Linked DNA regions of Mus musculus: region 2 is linked to region 1. The links are chromatin loops, found by intact Hi-C in ENCODE. Cell type or tissue: heart. All regions are shown on one strand. Region 1 has its middle 47 kb from the start of Alkal1. Region 2 overlaps Rb1cc1 (RB1-inducible coiled-coil 1).

Region 1 (2,500 bases):
GATTTTGTTTTTGTTTTTCGAGACAGGGTTTCTCTGTGTAGCCCTGGCTGCCCTGGAACTCACTCTGTAGACCAGGCTGGCCTCGAACTCAGAAATCTGCCTGCCTCTGCCTCCCAAGTGCTGCCCAAATTGCCTCTTGGTCATGATGTTTATACAGGAATAGAAACCCTGACTAAGACACTTCTTAAGCATGACAAACAGCTTCACCAATTGGAGACTAAATATTCAAACATCTGCATCTATGAGGAATGTTTGCATTCAAATCACCATACTAAGTACTACGGAGAAGGATCCGTCTTAGCCTCTGAGGTATGAGGTCTGCCAGATGGGGAGCTACTAGAATGGATCTATCAGCCCCACTTGTCAGAATATAAGAATATTTTTAAATGGTCTGAGAGTGTTTCTAATTCCTTCAAAAGGCAAAGAATAGCATGTAGACCATCCTTGTTGGACAATGAATCCTTCTAATTGGGGGCTCTAGGGATTTTTATGAGTTGCTCTCCTTGCTTGGTGTAAGACATAAGGGTGGGCTGCACAGGAAAGAGGGGCTGTAAAAACAGAGAGATGTCCCTGTTTGTTAGATGCTGTTCGGTTTATTTTGTTCTCCTAAGACCTAAGATCCCAGCCTGACTCCTGACTTTTAGTGAATAACCTAGATTTTAGTTCATTTCTAATGTTTACAAAGGGTACTTAGTTATGCCTTTTTGTTTTGAAACTTTAAAAAGACTCATTATGTTAAAAGTGGAATAAAATAAAGTTTTGTGGTAAAACAAAAGAGAGAGAAGGAGGGGTAGAGTCAGTACCAGAGAATACTAACTGCTTCGTGTGATGCTCCTGGCTTAAAATACTTATTTACAGTTTTAAAAGAAATTTCTTACCTGAATGAATGTTCTTGTACTTTGTGATTCAGCTATTGACTTCAAATAAAAGTGACGTCTTCAATAAAACAAAACAAGACTTCCAAGCCCCATATTGTACCGGGACACCTGTGTCTGTTCCAGCTGTCCTCATACCAACCACCTGAAGGTGCCAGCCTCAGTTAATCACCAATGTCCCTACTCCAGGTCATTTAGTCATCTCAGAAGTTGAACTTGAGTTTGAACTGGAACATAATTCCGAGGCCTCAAAATTTGTCACAGAATAGTCTCCCAGAGTATGGTCTCAGATGCTGCAAGTTGTAAACTAGGAAGTGATCTACTGTCTCTATTTCTTTGGGCTTCCAGGGGATTCTGACACACTAAAGTTTCTGAACCATTGCACATGGCGCTATGACTTCCCTAAGTCCTGTCAGAATCTGCTTAGCTCTTCTTTCTGAGAGCAAAAAGGTACTCAGAATAGCGATTGTTAAGTACTGACTTTCTGTTTCAAAATGAAACTACTAGCACAGAGAAGCCCATCTGGAGTTGTTGGTGGCCACAATGTTTCAGTGTTTTTAAGTCTGACAGCGAGGCGCCACCGTGTGGAAGAAAGATGACCCTACATTAAAAATAATTCCCGCAGTGATCAGTTGACTTCCCAGTTTTGTTTGTTGTTTGATCTTTATTTACCGCAATAGTTTATACACAGTGGGGAAATGATTTTGTAAAAATGAATAACTAAAGAAGACATTAAAAGTACACAAAACATACAATGTATTCTTAGAGTGTAATTGCGGTTTCATGTTTCCTCACATCTGTCTTCCTTCCCTCTGGGGCCAGTGACAACATGCAGACTAGCAGGACCAGGAGCTGGAGCAGCAATGTGCTGCACAACCGAACAGAAGTGAAATCTGCCTTCCTGGAGACCATCCCCTGTACAAAAATGTTTCCCTCTGCAAATGGCTTCCTTTGTCGGACTGCTGAAAAACAGGTCCATGTGCCAACAGAAGGAAGGAGCACGGGTTCAGAAAATGATTCTGACCCATCGACTTTCACACTGAGCTGTATCTAGTGTTTATTCAAACTATCATTTGTTCCATGTAATTTTCTATTTGTTTCATTTCCATCGTGCATAAAGAACTCAAATTCCAAACGCAATCTGAGGCTATGAATTACGTGGATGTTTAAAGACCTGTCTACACTTGCTTTTGTCTGCTTTGTTCTTTGTGCTTGTGTTTGACATCTTGGTGCCACTTACACAAGCCACAGTTAAGTGATGAAGAGCCAAAACCCTCAAACAATAAGTAAAACAGAAAACCTTTGATGTTGTCTTTTGTTTATTTACTTTATTTTTGTTTTGTTTCAAATCTAATTGAGACAAACCAACAAGAAGAAGAAATCACCTAGGTGCTGTCTGGTCACCCTCTCTGGTCAACATTCCAGAAATAGACATAGATATAAGTGTTATAGCTAAATGTTAAAATCATGTCCAGAAGAATGAGGAACTGAAATTTGGAATAAGGGTTTTCTATTAACTAGTTGTCCAAAAATACATTTTAGAAACTAACGGAAGCGAATGGCAAGTGATCACAATAATAATTATCTAGAGTTTACTGGGCTCTAGTTGTATTCCTCCTCATTAT
Region 2 (2,500 bases), 130 kb after region 1:
CCTAATAAAAAATGGAAAAAAAAAAAAAAAAAAAAAGAAGGAAAGAGAAAAGGAGTCACTGAATGAATGAAACAAATTACAAGTACCCTTCTAGCACACTGCTTACTGCTAGAGTATTGAAGAGGAGGTGGAGTCTCTACTCTGTACCAAACTATAAAAGATAGGCTCCCGACCAAATGAGAATAAACTAATATTAATGAGTGTTGGGGGTGGGGAGGATGGTGTAGTTATCCCCCCTTCCCTGTCTACTATAGTCTAGCTATATACCCTGGATGCCCTGGCATTCACTATGTAGACAAGACTGGCTTCAAATGTGTAGCATCCCTCCTTCCCCTGCCTTACAAAGGCTTGGATAACATGTGCATATATTCATAGCCCAGGATGACTAGGAACTCAATAGATCCTTCCATCCCTGCCTTGGCTTCAAGTGCTCTGGTCAGAGGTATACCACCAATCCTGGCTTGTCAGTTTCGTTTTAGCCTCCAAATAAAGACTTGAGAGCATTTTTAATTTAATCAATGCTGTAGCGTATAAAAATGAGTACAGGCCAACCATACAAATCAAGCTCATTGTTGCTTCTAGTGCCTTCAACATGAGTTACACTGCCTGTTCTCCTTTATAGGCGGATGAACTGTTGGAAACCTACTTCTATCTAAAGATAATAGCAATATTTACTAAGTTTCTGGGTTAAACTCAATTTAATAAAATTCAAGCTCTAGGTGAACAGAAATCAGAAAACACTAGTAACTATTTCCATATACTAAAACCCCTAAGTGTACTATTACAGGGTTAACTCTTACCTTTTTGGCTTGACAGTATTCCTTTTCCATTACTTTCCCAAGGACCCAGGGTCTTCTAGATGCACCTGAAGCTAATAAATTGGTAATATATTTTCAAAGTTCATTCATGAAAAAAAGAACTTTAGAATCAAAACAATAATGGTGTTCTCAAAAGAATGTTTAATCACTTTAAAAACCAGTAAAATCCAAATTATTTATTGAAGAAAAAATATCCATGGTGTGTTCCAATATATAAATATGTGTGCTTTTTAAAATACTCATTCACGGAACACTAGTAATCTAAGTGATGAACCAATAACTGACTCAACACTGCCACCTACTGAAGGAACGAATGACAACCTCCAGACTTCTGAGTGGCTGGCAGTCGGTCAGTGTGTGAAGGAAGCTGTAACCAGTGCCTAGCACAGCAGCAGCAACACACACACAACTTGGACTCAGTGAGCAGTTAATAGTAAGAATCAAATGAAGTCTAGAAGTGGGCTTCCTGGGCAGGAACTGAGAACACCAATGAGAAGACAAGCACTTGGTTTTAAAATTCATTACTTTAGTAGTGTACATGTTTAGAAAAACATAAGAAATAATAGAAATAAGGTAAAATGTTAACAGGCAAGTCTGAGTAAATACGTGGGTTTGCATCATTTTCATCTAAAAATGTAAAGAGCTGGGATAAAATTTAGAGACACAAGACACTAGCTTTGATCCCCAAACTGTGAAAAACAAACACCCCTTAAATAAATACAGGAAACAAGTGAAACAGGAACAAGGCTAGAGGGCAGATGAATTGGGGCATAGTGCTCTATAACTGGAAACATAGCAGTGGATAGGTACAGGGAGATGAACCAGGAGTTCTAGATCAACCACGGATGCACGACAGTTTGCAACTGGTATGGGATATATGAGACTGTGTCAAAAATCCAAAAATATACAATAAGAAAAATGCTACCTATTTCTGAAAACAAATTTATCTTTTCACTTTTCATGGCTATATAACTGCTGTCACACAGACATTCTAAATAGGCCATCCATCAAAAGCCATGACGGGGTGGTCAAGTGACAGTGCCCTAGCCCATGAATGGGGTTTGACCATCAGATCATGTGAGGAAACTGATTTCCCTCTTCTTTTCAGGGCCTACGTCTGACTGCATCTGAGGAGACAGAGTACTGGAATTAAAGGCCTGTTCCACCACACTTGGCTTGGGGTAAACTAATTTTCTAAGCAGTTTTACTTAGTCTAAAAATTCCAGAATAGCTATTCTCTTCTCTTTGAACTCTTTAATGAGCTAATAAATAATGGGCATTGTTACTCAGCATGATGAACAAAGCTCAGTTTCTACAAAATAAAACTCCATAAAACAATAATGATGATGATGAATCAATGAACAAATGAACAAGATAGGAAAACAAATCATAACTAGTACAGGAAAGGCACTACTTAAACTACTCATCTGAAAAACACTGGTAAGATCTTTCAGTAAATAAGCATATATTAATTACCAACAAAATGAACATCAAAATTTTGATAGTAATTTTGCAATTACTAGGTTATATCATGTTTGAATATATATGCAGTGTGAGCAGTTGATCTATTGTAGAATATTACAGCCAAATTTATAATTATCAATTAAGTTCATAAAAATAGGTAGATAATGTAGACTTCATTTTTTAAATTTTATTATTATTCTTTTTAATTTTTCATTTCC

Evidence for each region. Hi-C counts contacts between places; a loop is a spot of excess contacts. Peaks named below come from ENCODE experiments on the same cell type or tissue, not always from the same donor. Only the 100,000 strongest peaks of a DNase experiment are listed, where the experiment ranks them.
Region 2: a loop joins it to region 1, with 4 times the contacts of the local background. A loop is called at or near these places in 9 of 42 quality-filtered maps.

What each region holds. Positions count from the first base shown.
Region 1 is chr1:6,405,470-6,407,969 of GRCm38, reverse strand. No RefSeq gene overlaps it. Among named protein-coding and RNA genes, the nearest start is that of Alkal1, 47 kb to the right of the region's middle. In heart, a CTCF peak has its summit at 1,459; no DNase peak of the experiment used is centred here.
Region 2 is chr1:6,271,072-6,273,571 of GRCm38, reverse strand. Rb1cc1 (RB1-inducible coiled-coil 1) reads right to left here. Exons shown (of 24, transcript NM_009826.4): 23 at 801-871. Among named protein-coding and RNA genes, the nearest start is that of 4732440D04Rik, 56 kb to the right of the region's middle. In heart, a CTCF peak has its summit at 1,121 (motif pointing left); no DNase peak of the experiment used is centred here.